Linked DNA regions of Mus musculus: region 1 is linked to region 2. The links are chromatin contacts, found by POLR2A ChIA-PET in ENCODE. All regions are on one chromosome and are shown on one strand. Each heading gives the region's core, a stretch centred on a gene start or an enhancer-like site at or near the end of the contact. The rest is flanking DNA. Distances are from core to core; before and after follow the strand shown.

Evidence for each region. ChIA-PET counts read pairs that join two places held with the same protein, here RNA polymerase II (POLR2A).
Region 1: POLR2A ChIA-PET joins it to region 2 with 56 read pairs in embryonic stem cell. The contact joins the promoter of Ccdc84 here to the promoter of Hyou1 in region 2. POLR2A ChIA-PET finds 5 or more read pairs at or near these places in 4 of 5 experiments (Patski and embryonic stem cell).

What each region holds. Positions count from the first base shown.
Region 1 is chr9:44,416,692-44,419,391 of GRCm38, reverse strand. It overlaps Ccdc84 (coiled-coil domain containing 84), which reads left to right and starts at 1,323. Exons shown (of 11, transcript NM_201372.4): 1 at 1,323-1,523; 2 at 1,596-1,759; 3 at 2,183-2,281. The coding sequence starts at 1,404.
Region 2 is chr9:44,378,193-44,380,892 of GRCm38, reverse strand. Hyou1 (hypoxia up-regulated 1) reads right to left here and starts at 1,403. Exons shown (of 26, transcript NM_021395.4): 1 at 1,298-1,403; 2 at 283-380; 3 at 1-77. The coding sequence starts at 373.

The DNA of each region.
Region 1 (2,700 bases), core at 74-2,573, 39 kb before region 2:
CAAGAGATGCATTGGGAAAGATACAAGAAAAAGATCGTCTCTACCCAGGCAAAAAGCAGCAAGGAACCACATACGAGGCAAGCATAATATAGAATGGGATTGGCGGGGCACTTTCCAGGGTAGTTTTTGATTGGTGGGATTTTATGGTCTGATCTTGGGCAAACTCCTGGATTGGTGGAATTTTGTGACCTGCTCTAGGAGCAAGCTCAGTGATTGGTGGAATTCTGTGGCATGTTTTTAGGGTAAACTCAGTGATTGGTGGAATTCTATAGTCTGATTTTTTTGGGACAAACTCAGGGATTGGTAGGATTTTGAAGCCTAATACAGGATTTTTTTTTCCTTCCTGCCGGGTGGGGCTTGACTACCTGTATATGCAGGCGCTGGAAACCTGGCCACTCAAGGAACTTAATTGTAAAGATGCTGGGTTTTGTTTCACACAAGCCAAGTTCAGGTGGGAAATGAGCATTTGGTAGAGGAGACTGGCAGGAAAATACTATCAAGTAAGCTTAATTGCAGAGACCTTGGGAGCAGACTGCTTTGAGCAACTTTGGAACAAATGGGGAAAAACATATTGGGTCTGACCTGGGCGGCGTATGACATTATTCTTGTAATGGCGATAGAGCATGATTCACTGTAACCATTCAAGTTTTCAGAATTAGATTTCCCAGCCAATGCTCGGAGAAATGACTTACAGAGAATATTCTTGTGCAGAACACCTTTGAAAATTAAGAATATCACAGTCTGCCGGGCAGTGGTGGCACACGCCTTTAACCCCAGCACTTGGGAGGCAGAGCCAGGCGGATTTCTGATTTCGAGGCCAGACTGGTCTACAAAGTGAGCTCCAGGACCCTTCCTCGAAAAACCAAAAAAAAAAAAAGAATATCACAGTGACTTAGACCCCTGCAGGTCTCAGGGAAGCTGGAGGGGCTGCTTAATACACCTCTCTAGCTTTCCTCAGAGGTCCTCATTTCTTCAGGAGTAGATTTTTTTTTTCCCATGTGTAAAATGCCAATAATCTCACACCACAAAGCATCGACGTGAGGATTCGGTGAGGTCATTAGCACAAAGCACGGGGTCACAGTGTGCGCCCTGAAATTACCAGTTCTGCGTTGTTACGCTAAACTGGGTCTTTGTCAACGCCTGAAAGTGTGCGATCTGAGGTCCTAACTGGCGTGCATTCTTTCTCGTTCTTTCACAAGCTGCCGGGTTTTCTGCGGGTGCGTGGGAGGTGGGGGCCCGGAGTGAATATTCCGCGCAGCCGCAGAACGGATTGCAATAGCGCCTACTGCCTCTAGGGGAACCGGGAGCTCCTAGGTCGCCCCGCCCCGTCCGGCCCGGAAGGGTCAGGGGTCAGTGGGTGGTGACGAGCCGCCGCTGTGTGGGTGTTCCCGGGTCCTGGGTCTATGGCGCCACCGCAGCGATGTCCTCTGTGTCGGCAAACTTTCTTCTGTGGTCGCGGTCACGTCTACAGCCACAAGCACCAGCGGCAGTTGAAGGGGGCTCTGGAGCGGCTTCTACCGCAGGTGCGGACCCGGGGCTGGGGAGGCCAGGAATGTGGGCTGGTTTCAGGGTCCTAGCTGGCTTCTGTCCTGCAGGTGGAGGCCGCCCGCCGGGCCGTCCGCGCCGCCCAGGTGGAGCGCTATGTCCCCGAGCACGATCGGTGCTGTTGGTGCCCGTGCTGTGGCTGCGAAGTGCGAAAACACCTGAGCCATGGCAACCTGACAGTGCTACACGGGGGTCTGCTGGAACATCTGGCCAGGTGACAACTGGAAAACACCCACCTCCCCCGTACAGACAGAGAGTTGTACACACGTGTGGCATGGGAAGTTGAAATTGGGGAGAAGGAAGGTCGACTTTGTGACTTAGTTGGGTTATGGACTGAACTACCTGGCCAACCGTGGAGTTTAGTGGATCTTAGCCCTTCCACGGTCCCAGTGGTGTGGGTGATCTTTCTAGAAAAGCCAGGTTGCTCTCCTCTCACCACCACCACACACTTTATTGGAAGAAAGGAGTCCCAAGATAGAGGTCTTGAAGAGGTTGGTATAAACAATCCTCTTCTCTCTGCCAAGCCCACAGAAGCAACCCAATGGCCAATCTGCATTACTTACCTAGTGCTCTGACATTCGGTACAGTTTTACTCTCTTAATGACTAGCTACGATTACTCTTTCTCTCCATTCTCAGCCCAGAGCACAAGAAAGCCACCAACAAATTCTGGTGGGAGAACAAGGCCAATGCCCAGATGAAAGAGAAGTTTCTGATCTCCCCCCAGGATTATGCACGGTGAGTTACGTGTTCGTGAGTTATCCAGGTCTTTGTCAGGCACAAGAGCTTCTTTTTTTTTTTTTTAAAGTGGTTTTTTTTATGCCATTCTTTTTTTTTTTTTTTTTTTTTTTTAGATTTATTTATTTATTTATTTATTATATGTAAGTACACTGTAGCTGTCTTCAGACACTCCAGAAGAGGGAGTCAGATCTCGTTACGGATGGTTGTGAGCCAACATGTGGTTGCTGGGATTTGAACTCCGGACCTTCGGAAGAGCAGTCGGGTGAGCCATCTCACCAGCCCCACGAGAGCTTCTTTAAATTGGGGAGTTCTGAGGGAGTGTGATGGTCCACATATGTAACCCCAGGACTAGGGAAGCAAAGAATGGATCCTTGAGCAGCCAAAGCCAGTTGAGGCTACAGACAGAACCTTATCTC
Region 2 (2,700 bases), core at 154-2,653:
CATGGGCACTCCAGGCTTGACAATGGCCACCTTCATGGATTCACTGCCCAGGTCTACAGACATCACAGCCAATGTGTCTGAAGGGAAGACAGAATGTAGGTTTCTCTGTCAGTTCTCTGCTTCCCACACCCTCCTGCCTTCCTAAGGCAAATCAATGGAAGCAGCCTGCTTTCCATGGCAAAGACAAAGAAAAAGGCTAGATCCAGCAACCCCAAACTCGAGTAGGCACCTTGTGCCCTCTTATCCTTCCATTCTTCTTTAACACCTTAGCCAGGTACATACCGCTCAGTGCCAACAGGTCTGCCAAGAGGACAGCCACCAAGGCCCAACAGAGTAGCCTCCTTGGCCTCTGCCTTCTTACTGTGGCTGCCATTGTGACCCTAATGGGAAAGGAAAAACACTTGTAACTGGATGCTGAATGAAGAAGGAAACAGAACCACATCCCAGAACAGACAAGCTCAAAGATTCTTATCTGTTGCACTTTGGCAAAAAAGCACAGCAGCTCGACCTCTTCTCTTCCTTCCTGAGGAGTTTCAATCATTTTAAACATCCTCCCAAGTGTCTCACATTCGGGCCGAAGCAAAAGGGCCCTCCACCACTTACTTAGACAAATAAGAGTTGACCTTTTTTCGGTCTACGTACAGGTAAGCAATCGGCACACCACAGCACTGTACCTGTCAGACACCTGGAGCTTGGCCAGGACCCTCGAAATCGGCTCAAATACCTCACACCTGGGGTTCCCGGGTGGCCGGGAAAGCCAGGTTGAGCTTGGGCAGGAACTGGAAGGTGATGACGTTGGGGATGGCTGGCACAGAAGGGTTTGTCCCCTTCTCTGAATTCCCTGAGCATTGTCCAGCCCACCCTCCTTGCCCATCCCACTCCTGGGCCACGCTGCCTACGCAGACGTTGTGCAGGCTAAGGTTACAAGCCGGGTGGATGTTCACCTAAACCTCACCTGACGAAGGTGGAAGATCCCACTCCCAGAAATGGATTCAGGCCCACCCTGAGCGCGAGGGGGCAGCTCAGCGCCTGAACTTCAGGACCGAAGGGACCGGTGTCCGTGCGGCCCTCGCTCCGGCTACCGGCCCGCCCCCGAAGCTAGCACGCTGCCTCCCCTAGGAGCCGCGGCCCGACGGCTGCTCCATCCTCACCCCCGCTCCCTCTGGCCTTCAGCTCCTGTGTCCTTCGCTCCGGGATCAAGGCGGCGAGGACGTACCCACACGGCCAGCAGCACGACCCCAACCCCGGGCCCTTCACAACTCCCCTTCGTTTGCAAACTGTTACAGTGGCCACCAACCTCTCAGCGGCGTCTCGCGCACCAGCCGGCCCCGGACGCGGCGCACGCTCATTGGCGCCCCTGCCGCTCGGCCCTGCGCCGCGCACTTAGCACCGCCCACGAGACCCGGCGCGAGACCCCATTGGTCCACGTAGAAGACCCGCCCCTCTGCGGCCCCGCCCCTCGAGGACGCAGCTGGGCCTGAGTACCGGTTGGGACGAAACTGCCAGAGCTGGCTGCGGATTGGGCCACGTCACGGTTCGCGGCCGGGTTACTCCTCGCGGGACTTCTGCCAGCATCGGTGCCGGACGCTTCGATGCGGAACCCTAGCGGAACCCCGCGTGGGAGCAGGTGCTCTCGTGGATTGCGAAGTCCTTGGCCTTCTTCCGGTTACCTGGGGCATCCGCGCGACGGAATCATACTGAGCTGCATTCGCTGCGGCGACGCGGAAGAGGCGCATGCGTGTGCCCTGGACTTGGGCAAGATAACAGGGGACCACTCCAACTTTATGGGTTCATTGAAAAACCTAAGCCACAAGAATGATGTTCGCTGATGGGCCGGAGATAAACCGTGTTTGTGACGGATTGGCTTTAACTCTGAACCCCAATAGTACGAGAGACGATATTGCAAACTAAAAAATAAGACTTTAATTGGCTTGACCTTTGGTACCGTCATTGTTTCTTCTTAGGAATGGTTCAGGGCTGGGAAAATAGCTCAGAGATACAGCTCTTGTCTGGCGTAGTTAAGGCTCTGGATTCCATCAACAACACCGTTCAAAAATTAAGAAAAGAAATGAGTATTCGGGCTGGTGAAATGGCTCAGTGGGTAAGAGCACTGACTGCTCTTCCAAAGGTACGGAGTTCAATTCCCAGCAATCACATGGTGGGTGGCTCACAACCACCCATAATGAGATATGATGCCCTCCCTCTTCTAGTGTGTCTAAAGACAGTGTACTTACATATAATAATAAATAAATCTTTTTTTAAAAAATGAGTATTCATGTGATGTAAAGATTAGGAACGGACTGGTGGTGGTGGCCTTAATCTTAGCACTTGGGAGGCAGAGGCAAGCAGATCTCTACCTGCTTGAGGCCATCCTGGTCTACGGAGCAAGTTCCACAACAAACAACCAAGGCTACCCAGAGAAACTCTGTCTCAAAAACGAAACCAACCAAACACACACACTGCTACCCAGAGAAAAGATTTATAAATAAAAGTAAGTCCCCTGACACAACCTCCCACTCTTATCTGTAGCATGATATGTAACTTCCTGCTCATTATGATACACATATCTCTTTCTAGAAAAGTAACATTTTTCGAACAATAACAAAAAAAGCAATTATTTGCTATTTTTCAACTAAGAATTTTCTGTGTCAGTGGGATTTCCCTCGTTACTACTGTACAACATTGTGTACAACAGTGCAT